Linked DNA regions of Mus musculus: all the other regions are linked to region 3. The links are chromatin contacts, found by Hi-C or POLR2A ChIA-PET in ENCODE. All regions are on one chromosome and are shown on one strand. Each heading gives the region's core, a stretch centred on a gene start or an enhancer-like site at or near the end of the contact. The rest is flanking DNA. Distances are from core to core; before and after follow the strand shown.

Region 1 (4,060 bases), core at 252-2,751, 52 kb before region 3:
CTTTGACACCAAGGACGCCAAGGCTCATCCCACACCTGCCAACCCCCTGGACTGAGCACTTACGGAGGGAAATACTGCAAGGCTGGTCCCTGATGGCTTGCTAACTACTGCGTGTGGCCTTAACCATGCCCCTCCCTCCCATGTCCACCTGGCTACTTGCCAGGCTCAATCTGGGCATGTGGGAAGTGGGAATTGTCCTCAGATGTAAACAAGTATCACTCACGAGCCAGAGGGTTCCCAGAGCACTGATTCTTCAGCCCCCAACAGGGCTTCAAGGCAGTGAGGCCACTGTGTACAGTGTCATCCACTGTCATGGCAGCTTTATCCAGCCCACAGAACACACCGTGCTCAGATCAAGCTAGAGGGAGTGACTGTAGGAGGAGTTCCACAGCACGTGGGCCCTAGGTGACAGTAATGGGTGGATGATAATGTGCAACTGGTACAAGATAACCACTTTCCACTCCTTTTACTGAAGGCCTAAAATTGCCCTAAAACAAAACGTATTTTAAAACGAAAAGTAGGTCTAAGGGGCACAGGGGCCAAACCCACACTACGGACATGGAGCAGAAATGCTGATGTCCTGTAGTCAGGAATAAAGTTCTACGTAGGAATTATCAGCTGGCAGATGCACAGAGGCAGGAATACAGATGGCCACAGGCTGGCCCACGGTGTCAGCATCTGACCACACTTTAGCCGGCTGTGCAATTCCAATCACTGGCCACAGAAGGGAGGACTAGGTGAGACTACTCTGACAACAGGACTCGCCAACCAGCGGAAGCCTTCAGAGAAAGGGAGGCCAGGCGAGGAAGAGGGTGTGATAGAGAAGGAGTGGCGGGAAGAGAGGCCTGTAAGAGGGAGGAGGCCTAAGTGAAGAGGAGAGAGGCTAGTGATAAAACTGAGTCCAGGGAAGGGGAGGCCTGAGAAGAAGTTGGCTGGGGAAGGAGGCCTGGGAAAAGGAAGGAAGGAAGGACGGGGGAAGGGCAGCTCTGAGAGTAAGGCAGGGACTCAGAAAGACGAGGCCGAGAGAGGAGGAGGGGGAACCAGGCAGAGAAGAGGAGGCCCTGCCGAGTAGTACAAGCCCGCCGCCCCCGCTCTGCTCCGCGACAGGCAGCCGCATAAACCAATGAGGGTGCGGGGCGCCGCAGCGCAGCCAATGAGCAACAGCGGAGGTGGGGCCTCGGCGCTAAGCCGCCACCCGCGCCCACCTGAAGAAGAGGGTCCGGTACATCTGGTGCGCCTCGTAGTAGTCGCCCTTCTCGACGCTAGCACGCAGCTTGCCCTCCACGCGCTGGACGCCGCCGCGGTTGCGGGCGCCGTTGCGGGCGCCCTCCTGCTCTGCCATCGCCGCCGCCGCCGCCATGGGCCGGCGTTCCGCGCAGAGCTGACGCTGTCGCAGGCGCGGTCGGCGGCGCCTCCCGGCTTCCGTCCCTGCGGCCGCCGCACTCCTTCTACGGTGGCCGCGAGGAGCCGTGCGAGGGCGGGCGCGCCGCGGGCCGCACGTGATCGAGGCGGAGCCTGCCGGGATCGCGGGAGCCGCGCGAGGACACGCCCCTGAGGGGGGGTCTGAGAAGGACCCTGAGAACACAGGCCAGGAAAAGCCGACGGGGTGGGGCTCTCAGACTATCGCGGGAACTTGTTTGTAGTCTTGCGAGAGTGGGCGGGACCGAGGTCTTGGGCGGGACTACACGCTGAGCTGTCCCCAGCTTAGTGTCATCACTGCACAATGTAATCAGCCACGTAGGCTGCGCAAGTAAACTGAGGCAGAAGACTCAGCGATGAGGCGTCTTATTCGCGCGCCCCCTGAAGTTACCCTTAGCGCATGGATGAACCAGACACATTTTAGAAGCTTTGACCTGTCTCACACCTGCCCGGGGAGTGCCCCTCCAGGTGGCAGTCATCCTTAGTGACATCTGGGACAGGGCAGTATGCTCAGGCTAGAACCTGTAATGTCTCCAAGAAGACCTGGCTGTGGTTGGAGCAGGTGACAGCAGAGAAGGGAGGAAGGTCATGATTAATTGGGGGAGGATGGGAGGTGCTGGCCAGGGTCAGAGTTGTCCTCTGACAGCATCCAAAACTCAGGTTACAAAACCCTACACATATCCTTAAATAATGAGTTTGGATGCTGGAGATGAAGTTCAGGGCGTTCATTTCTGTCAGCTACACACTCTCAGCCTTCCATTTACTCTGGCCCTTGAACTTGTGACTCTCCTGCCTCAACTTACCTACTTTTTATGCCTGCACCCGGGCCAGCTGGACTAGCATTTTCTGCACCACACCCATGTGCAAGCAGAAAGCATGGTAACAGATTAAGGAGTCTGTAAACATGATCTCTTGCTGTGGGGTCCGCTTAAATCCAACCTAAAACCAACATAACTCAAGACACCAGGTCAACGCAGGTAATCAAGCCGCTATTGGTCAGGGCCGCAGAGCAGATGAAGCTGAAGTAAAACCCTGAGGGAATACTGTACAGCCTAAAGGATGAAAATATAGAGAAAGGGGGAGGTGGGTGGGCAGGCTGTAGCACTGTCTAATCATAATCCGTCGTAAGGGGTTGGACAAGGGCGTTCCCACTGTATCAGGATAGGTTGGTTCCTAGGCCTGGAAACATAAACATTAGTTTGACCCTGCCAGCAAGATGAAGTTGTCCTCGAGATGTCTGGACTCAAGACAACTATTTCCTTACAACAGAAGCTGTTCAAAGTAAGCTATTGGGAAGTCCCTAGCTCCCCTAGGGCCTGGGAGCTTGGTTTCTTGATATGATTAAATGGAGCCTGAAAACAAGATGGTAGTACTTAGAATAAATGTCTTTTGCTGGTTCCCAACACTCTGACAGTACCGTGCTCACCCTTCTGTGAAGAGGGATGATGCTCTGTGGGCACTACCACATAAGGAAGGACCACTTGGATACAGCATTCTACCTGATGATCCAGACACCTAGTAACAAAGGGGCAAGTGATTCATGCTGCATGAGTGTCCGACCAGGGGATGACTTGTCTGGATGGGACAGTGTAGTACAGTTTGTCATAAATTCTTTTTGGAACTTTTTCCCCTCCTAGATAGGGCCTATTATATTGCTCTGTTTGAGTGTTCTGCAACTTGCTATGTAGAACAGTCTAGTCTTGAACTTACAGTGGTCCACCTGCCTTTGCCTCCTGAGTGCTGGGATTAAAGGTGAGCACTACCCTCCTGGCTGGAATTCTCTCAAGATGTTTAGCAGGTCCTCAAGAGAGCAAAGCCCTAGTAACAGGCTTCTCTTTAAAACAGAAACAGCTAGGGGCTGGAAAGATGGCTCAGTGGTTAAGAGCACCTACTGCTCTCCCAGAGGTCTTGAGTCCAATTCCCAGCAACCACATGGTGACTCACAACTTTCTGTAATGGGATCTGATGCCCTCTTTTGGTGTGTCTAAAGACAGCTACAGTGTACTCATATACATAAAATTAATCTTTAAAAAGAGAGAGAGAGAAAGAGACAGAGAAACAGCTGCATGGTGTGGGCTCAGCACTCAGGCAGAGGCAAGCAGATTGGACGTCGAGTCCAGCCTGGTCTACAGAGTGAGTTCTAAGATATAAGAGCCAGGGTTAAACAGAGAAACCTTGTCTTAGGGTGAGAGGGAAAAAAAGTAAAGGAAAGCCTATGAACTGAGGATGCTTAAATCAACGTGACACTTCTGTATACATGGTAGGAACCAGAGCTGTTAAAAGGTATGAAAAATGCTCCAAAAATATATTCGGCAGGCTGTAGTAGAAAGGTGCTCTGGCTCTGGAAGCTGAGCTCAGGGCCTTGTGACCACATCCAGACCCAAAGCCTCTGGGCCCACTTCCTTTGAGCCTGACTGGAATGTCTCTGAGCGGATTCCTCTAAGCAGGAAGAGGCTGGCGGAGGCTTGAGTGACAGTGGCAGTGCCTGCAGGACTTAGCAGGAACTCTTCAAGCACACAACCTAGCAATCCCTCCCATTCACATGGGCAGAGATAAGACAAGCCAAGAAAAGAAATACACACTTTTATTAATCACTTGAAATCGCACATGCACTTTTAAAAATTAACTCTTTTATTTAAAC
Region 2 (3,642 bases), core at 42-2,541, 50 kb after region 3:
ATCAGGGGGCCTATCAAGGACTCCGATTGCATGTGGAAGTGCTCTGTGGGATTAGGGAGGCTGCTGGTTATGCGATACAGCTGCATGGGGCCCTGTTCTGTGGCTACCATCAAACCTTCCTCTGGCCTCTGCTAGCCTCAGCTCCCACTTTTTCTCTCCAATGGTGCTGGGAGCTGCTTATGCTCCAGGCATCCGGAGGGATATATACACCTATTTCACAAAGTTGGCTCCCCCCTACCCCCGGGAAGACTTTAAACACTAGGTAGGGCCTCTTAACTTTTCCAAACTCTAGTCTAGAAGGAAAAAAGGGAAAAAGCCCTGATCAAGCAGGGCTGTAGATAGAGGGTAGAAATAAACGAGAAGCAGCCTCCCTTCATCCAGGAAGTTAGTGACCCGTGTCAGAGACAGAGAAGACACTGGAGTAAAGAAACTGAGTTGAGTTGTCCTTTCCCACATGAGTCCCATAACCCAGCATAAAAATGATCATGAAATGGGTGTGACACAGGTCTGAGAGTCTAGCACTTTAGGCTGAAGTAGAAGCAGCGTTATGTTTGACACCAGCCAGGGCTACATGGTGAGATCTCTTGTCTCGTGCCCCCTCCCATCGGAAATGACCTTACGAAGGAACCAGCCCACTTTAGTTCAGTTTCTGGACATCTAGGTAACCAGGGAAGCGGATAGGACGCTCACCCGGAGTGGCACGGGCCAGAGCGGCTGCGCACTCGCAGCCCTCCCGGCGCACCGCAGCGAAGGGGTCGAGCAGCGCGGCCCGCAAGGCGCGCACGGCGTCGTCCAGGTGGGGCGCGAGCGCGGCGCCGCCCAGGTCTACGGCGAGGTGGAGCAGCTGCACGAGGGCGAGACGCAGCTCCTCGCAGGGCTCCGGCGGCGGCCGCGCGAGTTCAGGTCGGGCCAGGCGTGCGCTGAGCGCCGGCAGCAGACGCGGCAGAGCGTCGCGGGGCCGCGCGGCGCGGCGCAGGCCAAGGTCGAGCAGGTGAGCGGCCAGCGCGCGGCAGCCCTCGGCCGGATCGCTTAGAAGCCGCAGCAGGCGCGGCAGCAGCAGACGGGCCCAGGGGCCCTGGAAGGCCGCGGAATCCGCGCCGGGCCGCACCGCCTCTTCCAGTACCTGCTCCAGAGCCTCCAGAGCGCGCCGCCGCCCCAGCTTACTTTCCGTCTCCAGCCCCGGTAGCAGGCGGCTTAGCGCGCGGGTCAGTTCCGCGGCTTCAGCCGCCTCGGTTAAGCCCGGGGCCGCGGCCACCTCCGCCTCCGCCGGCGCCGCCATCTTGAGCGCGTTGCCTGTCTCCAAGGGAACCGGCGCTAGTACGATGGTCCGAGCACGCTTTACGGCAAGACTTCCGGCTGCCTGGGTTGCTCGAGGCTGAGTGTGCGCCCCTTAGGAGTGATGCTGGGGGAGGGGCAGGGAGTAAGGGAGAGGCGGGGCCAGGGAAGTGGGCGGGCAAAGGGCTTAGAGGGCGGAGTGACGGGCAGGAGGACGAGAGAGGCTAAGAGAAGCAAGTGTAATTGGCTAGGTCCGGGAGTCTGGGGTGGGGCGCGAACCTTGAGGGCGAGGCAGAAGACAGCAAGCTCGGCAAGGGCCTTGGGCGAAAGAGGTAGTGGGCGGTACGAGGGGGTTGGTAGGCGGGACACGGGCCTCTTGGGTAGGGGCTTAGTGTAAAGAGAGGGGAATAAGGGATAATGGGAGGGGAAAGAACCAAATAGGCGGGGTGTGGACTTCGGGAGCATTGCAGGAGGTGGCAGGCGGAGCCCTGGTTTTGTGGGCGGGGCGAAGAATAAGGGTCTACGGGAAGGAGGCGGGGCAAGGAGTAGTGGGTTGGATGGGGGGGTAGGTGGGCGGGGCATGGGCCGCGCAGCTGGCTGACAAGTTTCAATAATAGGTGGGGTGCAGGTTTGGGGAAGGGACATAAAGCTCGAGGGAGGGGTGGGGGTCTGAGTAAGGTGAAGCGTGAGGATTGAGGTGCCTGAGACAAGGGCTGACAGGTGGGACGCAGGCCTTAGGGCGTGGCAAATGGCTAGGGGCGAGGCCAAGAGTGGGGCTGTCCTGTGCCTGAGTCTGGAACTTGGCCTGAGTGGCCAAGCTTCTGCAAGCCTGCACCTTCAGGTTCCTTTCCTCAGGGGCAGCTTAAGCTGAGGTTCTTTCTAATGGTGTAGATATGGCTGATCCTTACTGGGTTCCTCAGAGGTCATGAAGAAGTCAAGTGTGAATCTGCCACACGGTCTGACCTCAGTTTAGACATGAGGTATGCTCGATGGCTGGAAGTGTTTTTTTAGGGGGTCAGAGATGGTATTGTCAGTGGTCAGGACCCCCCACTGGGCACTTCCTAGGCCTGACTCAGTGCTGCATGACTTGGGCATCCAAACGAGTCACATCTGAGAACAGGCTTATAATGTTAGGGGTTGGGTTTTGTAACAAATTTGGCCTTTTTTTGTTGTTGACATTAGTTTTGTGGGAAATTGGTGTGAACCCTTAGGTGTTTTGAATGTGGCGTGGAAGCTTTAGGGGAACCATGTAAAATTGCTTAGGGTGGCAAAAGAGTTGTGAAGAGAGGTGACTGGCCAAGCAAAGGCTTGGTGTTAGAGGTGTCATGGACTCGTATGTCAAAGTCTTAAGCCTAGTCCATCAGAGTGTGAGTGTCTGGAGGTAGGATCTTTGCAGATGTCAAGATTGAGATATTGGGGCTAGCTGCTATCCTCATAAGGGGAATTTGGCATAGATGTGCAAGCCGTGAAAAGGCTTTGTGAATGTTAGGTGGGCAGACGGCAAGCCCAGGGAAGCAGCCCTTCCAACTTCATCTTAGCCCAGCATCCCAGTATGTGAGGGTTGTGGCCGGCCGTGGCAGCTGAAGCTGACGGTGCTTGTCTGTGGCCAGGGGACCTCTTAGGGGAAGGAGAAGTGTCTTGTAGGGAACAAGGGGATGTGCAGGACAGCCAGGATAGCCTTTGTCTCTCTGCAGGGAGCCAAGGAAGATGCTTTACGTGGAACACTGAAAGCTAAGTCTGCACTTTTAAGGATGCCTGTGGCTGCTGTGAAGGTTGGGATGGGCCAGCAGGGATGGCCTGTAGGTCCTGTGAGCAGTAATGAGTTTGCCTTTCCTGTTCCCTCCATCTAAATACAGCTCAATACCCCACAAGCAACACCCAGTAGGAAAAGGACTTGAGAGTTGAAAATAACTACACTGGCCCGGAACTCAGAACTTGGGCTATGTTTCCTTTTTCTTTGATTTCTGAGCCAGGGCCCCAGAGAGGCCAACACGATGGCCAAGAGATACAGGGCAAGTCTTCTGGGAATCCCCTCTCTCTGGCCAGTGGCAGGAGAGACCTAGAACAATGCCAGGCAGAGACTTTAACCCGTGTTCCAGTCCACAGTCTGTCCCCAGTGTCAGTATCAGCACCTGTAGGCTCACCTGACCCTGCCTGCACATGGGGTGCCAGCGGGGACCACATAGGTAGTTTTGTGAAGTTGTCTGTCAGCAAGAGACCCACATCCTCAGTAGGATGGACCCCAGAGATGCCTTCATAACTCTGCAGATGACACCAGCAGGGACCGAGGAGCCCCACCAGTGCCAGAAAATCAAACAGACCAGGAGAGCAAAGTGGAGATGCCAGAGACAAAGCCAGCATTGGAAC
Region 3 (3,942 bases), core at 1,389-3,888:
AGCATTTGGGAGGCAGAAGCAGGTGAATTTCTGAGTTCGAGGCCAGCCTGGTCTACAGACTGAGTTCCAGGACAGCCAGGGTTACACAGAGAAACCCTGTCTCGAAAAACCAAAAAAAAAAAAAAAAAAAAAAAAGAATTAAGTTCCAGTGAGAGACACTGTTTTAAAAATTAAAAATTAAGGAAGCAGGTGCTGCACGCCTTTAATCCCAGAATTTGGAAGGTTTAGGCAGGAGAATCTTTGAGTTCAGGGACCAGCCTGGTCTACAGAACCAGGACAGCTGGAACTACAAAGTGAGACCCTGTCTTGAAGAAAACAAAAAACAAAACACAAAAAAAAAGATTAAAAACAAAGATAGAGAATGATTGAGATAGGCACCCTACATCAACCTTAGGCCTCCACAATCTCTCTCTCTCTCACACACACACACACACACACACACACACACACACACACACGAAAACAGGTGTTCAAACACAAACTTGTTCCCATGTTCCTGGCAGCACTAAATCCACTGATGTGGATAAAGAGGATTTAATAAGGCCTTCGAGGAGGTTCAGTGTGACTGCGACCACACTTGATGACCTGAGTTTAGTCCCCCCCAGGAGTTACACAGGCGAAGGAAACAAGTGACTCCAGTAAATTGTCCCCTGACCTCAGCAAACATTCATGTGAATAAAATGTGATAGAAAGTATTTGTTAAATATTTAATAGGTCCATACAGTGGGAAACAATTCAGCCACAGAAAGTAATAGAGTAGGGGCACATGCTACACAGCACGGATGAGCCTTAAATGAGTTAACTAGAACAGGCGCACACACAGGCTGTAAGCAGAAGCTAACGGACAGGGAGGAGGAAAGCGGGTGGGCTCTGGCTTTACCTTTAAGGTGGTGAAAAGCCGTGGAACTAGATAATGGTGATAGTTGCATAACGCTGTATACAGTTAAAAGGGGAGTCACCCACCCACCCACGCATGCACGCACGCAAGCACACACAGCAGCTGGCTTTCACATTCATCCCCTTTCTGCTCTCTCCCAGGAAAAACAAAGGGTAAATAAATAAACTGAGGCCGCCAACCTTCGGGAAATAAAAAGTACCTCTCCAAATCTCTGGCCCAACTCTCCAGTGAGGACATGGGACCACACACCTGTGACCCCAGCACTGGGGAGCTGGAAGCACAGCACCCAGATTGCAACTAAGAGCCTGCTGGAGCTACCAAAGACCTACCCCCAACAAAAACCTAACGACCAAAAAGGTAGGGCAGACGATCCTATCAGACCCTCTGGTGACTAGAGCATAGACTCATGCCCAGTCCCCACAGCCTGGGTAGAGTTCTCCACAGCCTGCACGCTATAAAAGTGCCGGCCTGAGCCGGGCAGTGGTGGCACACGCCTTCAATCCCAGCACTTGGGTTCAGAGGCAGGTGGATCTCTGGGTGTTCCAGGATCACCAGAGCTGTATAGAGAAACCCTGTCTCGAAAAAGCAAAGAGTTCAAGACTGGCCTGGCCGAGGAAACCAAAAGAGAGAAGAACCAGAAATTACTGCAACTCTGCTCAAGAACATACCCAGGGCTGGACCCACAGGGCTGTGCACACCTGTGATCTAATCCTAGGTACGTGGAAGCAAGAGGGTTAGGAACTCAAGATCATCTTCTACTATATAGTCAATTCTAGGCGGGCCTGGGCTATCTGAGGACCTGTTTCAAGATGCCAGCTTAGTTGCACACATCCCTTTTACCCCAGCACTTAGGAAGCAGACACAGTCTGGATCTTTGTGAGACCAGCCTGGTCTACACAGCCGAGACAGTCAGAAGTACGTAAATGAGACCCTGTCTCCTGACACAAACAAAGGACCGAAAAGGAACATGAGGTTGGGACGCAGAAAGAAAAAAGAAAAGACCTTAGGAGAGATCTAAAATGTATGAACAGTCAGGTTAAAATTCGACACCGGTGCAATGGACGGAATGGTAAAATCTAATTAGTATTTGGTCCAGGAGGCGCGAAGCGCACACCGCAGGACTACACTTCACTCTACACAGCGGGGAGCACCAAAGTTCGCCGGGCTGACTGCATCGGGTCCCCCCGGCTGCATCCAAAAAAGCTCCAGCGGGCCAGCTTTGGTACCGTCCTGCGTGCCGGGCTGGGGGCGAAGGCAACTAACACGGGATAACAAGCTGGTGGCAGGGTGTGCAGGCCAGGGACTCGCTACCGGGCCCGCGCCCATCGCCGCACCTACAACACCTGTGCCCCAGAAGGGAGCGCCCCGGGGATGGCGCCTGCGTGGGTGCGCCTCGACGGGTGGCAGGAGACCCCGGAACCCAACACGCAGGGGTCCGGGGCGAAGGGGAACCAGAGTGCCCGGGCACACGAGACAACTGGACTCAGGGCGCCGGGGCGCGCGCGGCCTGGCAACGCGAAGGGCGTCACGCGCGTCGTGGCCAGTTGGCGGTTCCCACTTGGGGCCATCCCTGCAACCTACATCCCGGCCCGCCCTGAGACAGTCCCTAGTACCCGAGAGGAGTCCGCAGCGCCCACCCGCCTACTCGTCCCCTACAGCCCGCTGGCCGCAGCTCACCTGCCTCGCGCCGCCGCCTCAGGCCTCGTCCGCACCGCCCAGGCCCGGGACCGAAGACTCCCCACATCTACAGCCAATCGCGCGCCGCGCCGGGATCGGAGGCGGGAGCGACGCGAACGTCCGTCAATCCCAAGCGCGCCTGCTGAAGCTCCAGGCCAATGGGGAGGCCGCTGACCCGCCACGGCCCTGCGGGGGGCGGGGAAAGGGCGGGACGTGTGGCGTCAGTGGGCGGAGCGGGCGCGCTGGGACTTGAGGGGCCGCACCTAGGGAGGCTGCTCCTCTCCGGTGGCGTTAGAATTAGGATTCTGTGCAGAGGCGCACGCGCGCGCTGAGTTCCAGGCAGGGCTTCAGTGGGCCCAGAAGATCCGACTCCTGCTGAAGGAGCAGTGGGCTCCCAAACACATCCTCTTCTCAGTTGTCCCCGCGTAGCGTTTGCAGGAAACCTCCGACGCCCTGCCCTGCCCTGCCCTGCGGGCTGGAAGCCAGAGCCTTTTCTCCTGGGGACTCCACCCACCAGGCCCTCTCTCACTTGCGCAGTTTTGCAAAACCTTGAATTGCATTTGTTTTGTTTATAGGCAGGGTTTTATTCTGTAACCTTGACTGCCCTAAAACTCTACTGTAGACCAGACTGGCGTTGAACTCGCAGAGATAAGCCAGCCTCTGCGAAGCAGGACTTACAGGCGTGTGCCACCACGCCCCTCTTGGTTTTTCCTTTTTTAACTGTCTCACTGTGGCCTAGAATTCACGACATAGCCCTGACTGACCTCCAGTTTGCCACAATCCTCCTGCTTTATCCTCCCAAGCACTGAGATTACTACCATATGCCACAGGCAGCTGGCTAGCTTTCACTCTTTTCTAAAAGTGTGTTTGTGTGTATGTCTGTTTAAGTGGATGATGAATGTGTGTGTGTGTGTGTGTGTGTGTGTGTGTGTGTGTGTGCCTACAAAGGTCTCAAATGCCCCAGAGCTGCCAAAAGGGGATGCTGGCAACCAAACTACAGTCCCCGAATGACCAGCAAGTGCTCTTAATGGCTGAGCCATCCTTCCAGACCTTGGCTTTTACATTTTAAAAAAATTAATTAATTTTTTTTTTTTTTTTTTTTAGAGAGGGTCTCCATGTAGTCCTGGCTGCCCTGGAACTTGCTATGTAGCTCTGCCTGCCTCCACTGGGACCAGTAGCACTTACCACCATGCCTGGCTGGTTTTACACTTTTTAGAAAGGGTCTGGAGCTGGGAAGATGGATTAGTTAGTAAAATGTTTGCACTGTAAGCGTAAAGACCTGAATTCAATCTCAGAATACGAATTTAAAAAAACCAAAAGCCTAGTGCTGTATGTTTGTCATCTCAGTGCTGGAAAGCAGAGACTGG

What was found. A loop is a pair of places that touch in the nucleus more often than their neighbours do. ChIA-PET counts read pairs that join two places held with the same protein, here RNA polymerase II (POLR2A).
Region 1: a map of left cerebral cortex shows a loop between it and region 3 (6-fold over the local background). The contact joins the promoter of Get4 here to the promoter of Sun1 in region 3. A Hi-C loop is called at or near these places in 16 of 37 maps with a recorded cell type or tissue (CH12.LX, T-helper 1 cell, T-helper 2 cell and 6 more). POLR2A ChIA-PET finds 5 or more read pairs at or near these places in 3 of 5 experiments (Patski and embryonic stem cell).
Region 2: a loop to region 3 is called in a map of heart, with 4 times the contacts of the local background. The contact joins the promoter of Dnaaf5 here to the promoter of Sun1 in region 3. A Hi-C loop is called at or near these places in 2 of 37 maps with a recorded cell type or tissue (heart and left cerebral cortex). POLR2A ChIA-PET finds 5 or more read pairs at or near these places in 4 of 5 experiments (Patski and embryonic stem cell).

Annotation. Positions count from the first base shown.
Region 1 is chr5:139,249,765-139,253,824 of GRCm38, reverse strand. Get4 (golgi to ER traffic protein 4) reads right to left here and starts at 1,501. Exons shown (of 9, transcript NM_026269.2): 1 at 1,206-1,501. The coding sequence starts at 1,360. Sun1 (Sad1 and UNC84 domain containing 1) reads right to left here. Exons shown (of 23, transcript NM_024451.2): 23 at 3,986-4,060.
Region 2 is chr5:139,147,884-139,151,525 of GRCm38, reverse strand. It overlaps Dnaaf5 (dynein, axonemal assembly factor 5), which reads right to left and starts at 1,291. Exons shown (of 13, transcript NM_001081265.2): 1 at 691-1,291; 2 at 1-43. The coding sequence starts at 1,279. It also overlaps a transcript of Prkar1b not described here.
Region 3 is chr5:139,199,333-139,203,274 of GRCm38, reverse strand. Sun1 (Sad1 and UNC84 domain containing 1) reads right to left here and starts at 2,638. Exons shown (of 23, transcript NM_024451.2): 1 at 2,576-2,638.